2 separate regions of the Homo sapiens genome follow, and region 2 is linked to region 1. A link is a loop called in an ENCODE intact Hi-C map of the cell type or tissue named here. Cell type or tissue: PC-3. All regions are shown on one strand.

The links. Peaks named below come from ENCODE experiments on the same cell type or tissue, not always from the same donor. Only the 100,000 strongest peaks of a DNase experiment are listed, where the experiment ranks them.
Region 2: it touches region 1 in a loop (7-fold over the local background); 1 of 110 quality-filtered maps calls a loop at or near these places.

Annotation. Positions count from the first base shown.
Region 1 is chr2:19,102,177-19,107,176 of GRCh38, reverse strand. No RefSeq gene overlaps it. Among named protein-coding and RNA genes, the nearest start is that of LINC01376, 78 kb to the right of the region's middle. In PC-3, no CTCF peak of the experiment used is centred here; DNase peaks (open chromatin) are centred at 2,396 and 4,316; H3K4me3 peaks cover 433 bases; H3K27ac peaks cover 2,509 bases.
Region 2 is chr2:19,253,636-19,258,635 of GRCh38, reverse strand. No RefSeq gene overlaps it. Among named protein-coding and RNA genes, the nearest start is that of MIR4757, 92 kb to the left of the region's middle. In PC-3, no CTCF peak of the experiment used is centred here; DNase peaks (open chromatin) are centred at 2,135 and 2,965; H3K27ac peaks cover 2,416 bases.

The DNA.
Region 1 (5,000 bases):
TTTCTCTGTGTTCCCGTCCATCCAGCTCCAGCCAGGGAGCTAGGCTGATTTTGAGGACAAACTACTGGCAATTGGCTTTCTGACTTCTGCAGTAATGCTTTTCTAACTATTTGTGCTTGGACCTTTTCTCTATTCAGTTAACTAACACATTCTGCCTAAAATAATCATCCTAACATTATTCTGTTTTTCCTGCTCACCCAAAATCTTCAGGTACCATCAAATCCATTAATTAGCCATATGCCACCTATGTATTAAGACTAGAATTGCCTTCTATTAGGAGAACATTAGCATACACTATGCTATTTTATCCACCAGTCTTGTGAGTTAGGCATTGGCTTCATACATATTTTAAAGAAAAAGAAAAAGCCATCAGCTAAAGCAGGCTCTGGACTCCATTTTATATCACCTTCTGTAAGATCCTCCACTGAGTTACAGCAAAGATGGAGAGGGAGGGCAAAGGTGTCCACTGAAGAACAAAAGAGCATGGGATAGGGGCTGTGTTGAGATCTTTCAGCATCCCAAGGGTAGCTCTGCATTGAGAAATTTTTGCAAGTTTGAGGACATGTGTTACTAACAGACACAGATGGGTAATGGCCTTGATGAGTGTGTAAACATCTAGAAGTGAGAAGTAAAAGCATACTCTAAGTTGGAGTCTGTACAGCACTAGATCATGTGCAGTTTGTTGTCAGAGTTTTAAGTTACAAGATTGAAGCATGAACTATTTTCTAGGCCTTCTTGCCGAGAACTAGGAAAGGAAATTAGGATGAAGCAGGGCTGCCTAATGTCCTGAGCTGTACCCTGTGAGTTCCTGAAGGGCTCTCCATTCCTGTGATGACAGATGCAATAGCTACATCCAACCAAGGCCGTCCTGGGGAGAACCATAGGCAGACAAGGTAACACAATGCTTAATAGCATGGGTTCAAATCCTGGCTCTGCCTCTTCCAAGGGATATGACTGCGCAGGTGAATCAACTTGTCTGGGCTTCCATTTCTTCCTCTATAAAATGTAAATAATAACCCGCTCAGGGAGTGTAATGAAGACTAAATCAGGTAATCTCTGTTAAGAACTAAGCAGAGCAATTGACATTACATGTTCAATTAATAGTTATTGAAAAACATTTTAAAATAATTTTAGATTCTATCTTAGATTCAGGGGATACATGTGCAGGTTGGTTTCTTGGGTATATTGTGGGATGCTGAGGTTTAGGGTATAATTGATCACATTAACCAAGTACTGAGCTTCGTACCCAATAATTAGTTTTTCAGCCCTTGCCTCATCCCTTTCTCCACCCTCTAGTAGTCCCCAGTGTCTACTGTTTCCATCTTTATGCCATGAATATCCATTGTTTAGCTCCCGCTTAAAGTAAGAACATGTGGTATTTGGTTTTCTGTTCCTGCATTAATTCACCAAGGATAATGGCCCCCAGGTGTATCCATATTGCTGCAAAGGACATGTATTTATTCTTTTTCATGACTACATAGTATTTCATCATGTAAATGTACCACATTTTCTTTATCCAGCCCACCATTGATGAACACACAGGTCGATTCCATGTCTTTGTTATTGTGAATAGTGCTGTGATGAACATGTGAGTGCATGTGTATTTTTGGTAGAATGATATATTTTCTTTTGAATATATACCCAGTGATGGGATTTCTCATTCAAATGGTAGTTCTGTTTTGAGTTCTTTGAGAAATCTTCAAGCTGCTTTCCACAGTGACTGAGCTAATTTACATTTTCACCAAAATTGTATAAGCTTTCCCTTTTCTCTTGCAGCCTTGCCAGCATGTGTTGTTGTGTTTTGAAAAACATTTTTAAAAGGCTGCCATATTTTACCACTGATGTACTCTTCTCTCATCCTGACTTAGGCTAGGGAGATGCTTTGGGAGACTTCACTTTGGTCTCTCATTCCTGGCCTACACACAGAAGTACACAGAACTGTCTCAGGCAAAACTGGTTGAAGCGGCAGTGGTCCTTTTTTTACAAGTTAGGAATTTGTTGGCTGGTATGGCTGGGAAAGACATGACTGCCTTGCAGAAAAAAGAAGCACTCAGGAGCCAGCATCCCTGGGCTGGACTCTGGGTCCTGAGGAGACAGGGATTTCCTCCACTGCTGTCTCTCATTTCTGCTGCCCCTGGTGTACTGGCCTTACTGTCTCCAATTGTAGGTGGGCTTTCTCCCCAGAGGAGGGAATGTGTTCATAGGTAGCCTCACATCAACAATTCTTGCAGAAGACAAAATAGGGTGTGATTTTTGATAATGAATTATTCAAGGTCCCAAAAAGAAAGTGGATGACTCTTTTCAACCAGAGTGATAAAAGGAAGGTTTAGTAAAGGAGCTATTTACAAAGGTGTGTGCAGGACGTAGGTAGGGTGACTCACCATCCAGTTTGCCCAAGACTGTTTTAGTACTGAGAGCCCTCTCATCCGAATGAGAGGATTTCACAACACTCCATTTCTGCGAAAAGTAGGGTGAGTGGCCATTCTAGGTAAGAAAAACACAAGAGGCTATGCACAAGAGGCTAGTAACAGCAGGGTTGTGGCCACCCCTACTCCTCAATTGACAAACGGAGGGAGCAGTTAATGGAACTTGGGAGGAGTGTGTTGTATTGAGGGGCCCACTGCAAGGAGCACTGGTCTTTGGTGAGGGACCCAAGCAGCCTAAGGCAGCCCTGAAAGAAGGAAGTCAGGGAGATAAAAGCCCTGAACTTGCTTTCCTTCTTTTCTCCCATCTTCAAGAGTTTCAATTTCAAATCAAAGAACATGCTGGAGTGTTGTCATGAAAAGCAGATTCAAAACTGGTCACTTAGTTCACTCATTTTACACCAGTTTAATGAATACCAGTAGGTCAAGTTCTATATTATGTGCTGGTGTTTAAACAAAGGCACCTATACCAGGAGCTAAGGTGGGGAACATGGAGCCCAAGATAGAGGTGGCTGTAGTGAAGAATAGGTGCATGGTATGATGGGTGAGGCCAGGTGGATTAGGCACCACTGAGGAAGAAATATCTGGAATTTATAGCTCTGGGTCCCTGGGATTATCTTCAGAAATGGTGTTTTGTGCATGTATTTCTTTTTAAGGTCTATACTCTGTTCCTGGGGCCATGACCTTCTTCTAATTCAAGATGCAGGCTGCCTCAGAACATAGCAACCAATGAGATTATTGCTTGTTGCTATCATCAATAGAATGCGTTAAGATTATATCTTGACTCCCAATATGTAATTACTACTGACACCCACTTCCTAACTCCCTCAGGATAGGTATGTTTTATATATTATATCATGTAATTTTCATGAAAAATTATGATAAACATATTTTCCTGGTTTAAGAGGCTCAGGGACTGGGTAATTTTTCCAAAGTTGTACCTAAACAAGGACAGGAATCCAGGACTGATTACCCCTCACATTCCTTCTCTTTTCATTGTATCAGCTCAACTCATTTAATTCATGCAAGATATAGATAAATACTATGCTAGGGTCCTGTTTGAATTTCTATGGCAGAAAAAGACAGAACCTGTGACATGACCCTATATCTGCTATGTAATTGATCAGGCAAGTATTAGTGAAAGGAACTACAGGATGTGGTAGGTCACCATGCAGCACATGGCCATTTCTGTGGCTGGAGCAATAGCAGGGGGTGTAATGGCATTCTCCTCCTGCAGTGCACCCCAGATGTCAGCACAAAGTAGGCAATTCCTGCAAACAGTCCCCTGGAGCCAGGGCCGAGGTCCTTGATTGTGGCTATCCTTCTCCTGCTAATGACTTTTTCAAGCTACTTTCCCTCTCTCTACCTCTGTTCCCTGATTGCTGGGGGCTTTTCCAACTCTTTTGCTCAACCTCATTAAGAAATGCATGGATATATTTTTCTATACCAGCATTTAAGTATTTCCCCCATGATCCGTAGGAATGGTTTCCTGGAAAGACTTTGCATGGATTTTCCACTGCCTGCTGCCCTTACTAGCACTTGGGAAACTGCTATTTTTTTCTTCCTGGTTGCATTTGCCACTTACCCTACTGAAAACAGAAATTAAGACTTTAGACAGCTGCTTACTACATAAAATTTTCAAATAAAATATTCCTATTATATTCTCTTAGGGAAAAAGTTCACTCGATTAGATTAGCAAAACTAACATAAATATGAAGTAATGCCAGTGGCTGCTTGCAGAAGGTGTTTTTAACTTTCCATTTGACTTAAGCGTCCAGTGCATTGAGGTGTCTGTGACACTCTGTTCTGTGTCACATTTGTGAGCAGGATGATGTTGTAATGCTCCCGTAATGGCTAATATTATGTTAATGGAGATGGATGCCAATGTGTACACATATATATTTAGTCAGGTGGAGGCATTCCCAACTTGTAATGTAATCTGTGTGGTTTAAGAATTCACACATAAAAATGGAACAAGGAGGATTCAGCTGTGATTCTGGACTCTGCCTTTGCCCTTGTAGGAATATTTGACATTATTCTCTCACAATGGCCATTTTTCACTCTCTTGAGGAGAAAACAAAAATACTCCAACTAAATTAATGAATGTTTAGAACTCCAGTTCAGTCTTTCAAAAGGTCTAGGATGGTGCTGGGGAGGTGAAGTTGTCTGTGAGGTGGGATGGCAGGTCACTTCTCCTGGATGTGGTCTACTTGGTCACAGCCACATGACACTGAGCAAAAGGGGTAAGTGGGACAATACCAGGATAATCCAGGGGATTAACCTACCTCCTTCACCTGTGTAAGCAAGAACAGAAAGATAAAGGATCAGGAGTAAAAGACTTACCTCTGCTGCAGACTTCTTAGGTGGCTTTGGAGGAATCACTAAACTTCTCAATTTTCTCATCTATCAAAAACTTGGGACCCTCTGCTGTGGCCTTCCTCTGAGTTGTTCAAATAAAACAATTCTGTGAAAGTGCTGGTATCAATGAAATGATTTACAAAATGATGGGATTATGTAAAACAGTGACTGAAGTGGATAACTGGAGCTTGCAGAGCCCTCTCTGACCCAAGGCCAGAT
Region 2 (5,000 bases), 150 kb before region 1:
GACCCCTTGAGGTTGACTCTAGATCATTCCTTGGGAAAATGGCGGTGATCCCTTCTCACATGTGAGATGAGGCCAGTCTTACTGGATGGGCTTCCCAACAGCTTTCTCCTTCCCTTACACTGTGGCCTTGGGTAGGTCTCTTTTGCTTTAGGAGCTTTAATGCCTCTATCTGGGCAATGAGGAATGAGGGGATTTGACCACATATTCTTTGAGGGTCTTCTTCCCTTTTATGAGTTTTCAAACACTACTGTGCACCATCAATCTCAAAACAATTACCCAAGACATAATTTTAAAATTATTTTATTTCAGTAGTTTTTGAGAGACAGGTGGTTTCTGCTTACATGGATAAGTTCTCTAGTGGTGATTTCTGAGATTTTAGTGCAGGCATCACCTGAGCAGTGTACACTGTACCCAATATGTAGTCTTTTATCTCTCACCCCACTCCTCACCTTCCCCACCGACTCCCAAAAGTCCATTATATCACTCTTATGCCTCTACATTCTCATAGTTTAACTCCCACTTATAAGTGAGAAGATATGGTATTTGGTTTTCTATTCCTGAGTTACTTCACTTAGAATAATGGCCTCCAGTTTCATCCAAGTTGCTGCAAAAGGCATTATTTTGTTCTTTTTTTTATGGCTGAGTAGTATTCCCTGGTGTACATGTACCACATTTTATTGATCCATTCATTGGCCATTGGGCACTTAGGTTGGTTCCATATCTTTGCAATTGCGACTTGTGCTGCTATAAATATGCATGCACAGGTGTCTTTTTAATATAATGACTTCTTTTCTTTTGGGTAGATACCTAGTAGTGGGATTGCTGGATTGAATGGTAGTTCTACTTTTATTTCCTTAAGGAATCTCCATATCATTTTCCATAGTGGTTGTATTAATTTACATTCCTACCAGCAGTGTAAAAGTGTTCCCTTTTCACCACATCAATCCCAACAGCTATGGTTTTTTTGACATCTTAATTATGGCCATTCTTGCAGGAATAAGGTGGTATCTCATTGCGGTTTTAATTTGCCTTTCCCTGATGATTAGTGATGTTGAACGTTTTTTCATGTTTGTTGGATGTTCATATCTTCTTTTGAAAAATGTCTATTTGTGTCGTTTGCCCACTTTTTGATGGGATTATTATTATTATTTTTTCTAGCTTATTTGAGTTCCTTGTAGATTTCGGATACTAGTCTTTTGCCAAGACATGATTTTGTTAGTCACAAAGTTCCTTTGCCTTATTTCCTCCAGTCAAGGATCATCTTAATGATGAACTCACTAATGCCCAAGCTCAAAAGTGACAGAGAGGATTCTGGGGAGGTACACAGAGAGGCTTCTGATTGTGATCAAAAGAGGTGGCCCACATGTTGAAAATAGCAGAAAGTTTACTCATACAATAATCCCATAAATTGTAATAACTCCCATCAAAAACTGTAAAGGTTGAACTGCTCGTTATACTTTCATGCCCAGCCTTCAGACTGCCATTTTCTGATTGTTTTACCTCCACGGCTGTCCTTAACATACACTGTAACCAATTTTTACTTTGAAATAATCATATACCATTGTGTGTGCGTGTGTCCTGCTATCTGTACATCTCTTGTTCAAGGCAATGTTGAATTGTGCTTGTTTGAGTACATTAACATTTCCCTCTCAAATGGACTTATTTATAAAGCACAATATGTTATGCATAGGCTGACCACTTTATCCCTGTCTTAAAATGAGTGAAGTATATTGGGTGCATGGATAATGATCACTTTTAATTTTTCTTTTTCTCCTCTTTATGGCAGTGTCTGGCAACATTCCCCTATGATTTTATATTGAATGGAATAAACATGTTGTAGGGAGAAAGGGAAATTTGGGATGGAGGGTGATATGAGCAGTTACCCACTCCTTTGTGCAAAGAGAACACTATCCTTGCATCATACATTGAACAGCAGTTTACCAATGATGTCAATTTATTTTACAATGGCCTCAAAATGAGTAGGGATTATTATTCCTTTGAACATGTGAGAAAACAGAGGCCAAGAAAGTTACATTAACAGGTCAAGTATTTCCAACATATCCGTGTATGTAGGCATGAGCACACACTGAGTAATTTGTCCTGAACCACCCCTTTTCTAAGGAAGTCCTTCCTAATGTAATATATCCTGAAGGGCAGCTTCTAGGGCAAAGTAACATGATAGTAGATGGCAGTCTTCCAAGGAGTTACTGGTTTCCCTAGGTCTCTAGTTCCTTGCTTATGTGAGTATTAAGGCAAATTGAGTGGGATATTGCAGCACTGGGTTATCACTCACATGCTAACTTGCGTGGGAAAATGTCTCCCCTGCAAAGATTAATTAAGAATCAGTCCTTTGGAATTCTGTGCTTTAAAGTGAATTACTGGTGGTTTCTGTGAAGTTAAAGGGACAGACACTGCTTTTAATGGTTGTTAAATGGAAACTACAGAGGAGTGTAAGTGGGCGGTACAGCTGCATTTGTAAAAATTCAGGTTGTTTTTAATTAACACCACATGAAGCATCCAGCCACAGCATATTCCCCCAGTTCAATGATGTCTGTAGGTACTGGAGGCCAGAATTCTTAAAATTGCTTCCATGTTGTGCTAGATGCAGCAGTGATTGAGTACTATTGCTCAGGGCAATTGGGGTAATAGGAACCTCATCAGTTAGCTAAAGAGGTGTGGATAGGAGATTGGGGTAAAAAGGTCAAACCTGGTCCAAGGCTGGTTTCAGAGCCAGGTATCCCCACCTGGCAGTAACCAGGGAGTAAGGATTTACCCTTAACAACTCAGCTGGCCTCAAGCCTTCAAGGCCTGGAAAAGGAAAATGCTTCTGGGTTCACATGGCCAGGCAGGCTGGAGTCTAGACACAGGAGCACTGATCATTGCTTTTCCTTTCACAGATGAAGAACTCAAAAGGCACAAGGAGGTTACACCAGTTGTTCAAGGCATGGGGGGGTGGCCCACAATCCTGCTGCTGCTGCTCTTCCCTTCAGGTGGATGACTCAGTCTTTTCCACAAATTTAAGGTAGAAAAGGGTAGTCAGTTTTAATGCCATGCAGAGCAGACTCACTTTGCATTTATCATTGAAAAGTAGGAGGTCAAAGAATTGACAGTAGTTGAATAATCATTATACAGGCAGTCAAGCCTCACTGATTTGAATCAGTGGAGTGGGACTGGTCTGATTATAAAGATTTACAAGAAATGCATCTCAATAAATTTAGGATGCAATTAGGGTCAGATAAGTATGAGATAAGTGTAGGTAAAAAAGCATACTAAGTGAGTGTAAAAAGTCCTCCATGCTTTAAAGTTTTTTTTTTTTTTTTTTTTTTTAACTAGGTCAAGCACAACCCATGCTAGCTAGTTTACACTATTAATTTACTTCTCAGGTAGCTATTGCAAAGATAAATGTAAGCCTGGATTTTGCCCAACTTTTCAGAAATTTGGACTAGGGGAATCTGGACCAGGCTTGAAATGGTGTATGATAAAAGCAGGATTTCATTAGAGTGGGTCAAAAACTAGGGCTCTGAAATAAAGATAGGCATATGAAATTCAATTCAAAAATATTTAATGACATCTACTATGTGAAAAGCACAGGGCAAGGCTGTAAGGGGTATAGAGATGAAGCATATATAGAAAGCAACTTATACAGAGTGGATATAACCCTCACATATGCAACTGTGGTTAATGTGCATGGTAAGAATGGGAGACTGGGATGACCTGACTAGCCTTGGGTGCCTAAGGAGATGATGGGGAGCCAGGGAAAGTTTTTGATTAGGGGAACAACATGACCAGAGCTGTGGTTTTCTTTCTGAATATTTTAAGTTCCAGGGTACATGTGCAGAATGTGCAGGTTTGTTACATAGGTATACACATGCCATGGTGGTTTCCTGCACCCATCAACCCATCATCTACATTAGGTATTTCTCCTAATGCTATCCCTCCCCTAGCCCCCCACCCCTAAACAGGCCCCAGTGTGTGATGTTCCCCTCCCTGTGTCCATGTGTTCTCATTGTTCAGCTCCTACTTATGAGTGAGAACATGCGGTGTTTGGTTTTCTGTTCTTGTGTTAGTTTGCTGAGAATGATGGTTTCCAGCTTCATCCATGTCCCTGCAAAGGACATGAACTCATCCTTTTTATGGCTGCATAGTATTCCATGGTGTATATGTGTCACATTTTCTTTATCCAGTCTATTATTGATGGGCATTTGTGTGGTTCCAAGTCTTTGCCATTGTGAACAGTGCCACAGTAAACATGTGTGCATGTGTCTTTATAGTAGAATGATTTATAATCCTTTGGGTATATACCCAGTAATGGGATTGCTGGGTCAAATGGTATTTCTAGTTCTAGATCCTTGAGAAATCATCACACTGTCTTCCACAATGGTTGAACTAATTTACACTCCCACCGACAGTGTAAAAGTGTTCCTATTTCTCCACATCCTCTCCAGCATCTGTTGTTTCCTGACTTTTTTTTTTCTTTTCTTTGAGATGGAGTTTTGCTCAGTTGCTCAGGCTGGAGTGCAGTGGCGAGATCTCGGTTCACTGCAAGCTCTGCCTCCCAGGTTCACACCATTCTCCTGCCTCGGCCTCCCGAGTAGCTGGGTATACAGGCGCCCGCCACCATGCCCAGCTATTTTTTTTTTTTTTTTGTATTTTTAGTAGAGACGGGGTTTCACTGTGTTAGCCAGGATAGTCTCAATCTCCTGACCTTGTGCATTCTGCCTGCCTTGGCCTCCCAAAGTGCTGGGATTACAGGCGTGAGCCACCACACCCGGCCCTCCTGACTTTTTAATGATCACCATTCTAACTGGCGTGAGATGGTATCTCATTGTGGTTTTGACTTGTGTTTCCCTAATGACCAGTGATGATGAGCTTTTTTTCATCTTTGTTGGCTGCATACAGAATGGGAGAAAATTTTTGCAATCTATCCATCTGACAAAGGGCTAATATCCAGAATCTACAAAGAACTTAAACAAATTTACAAGAAGAAAACAACCCCATCA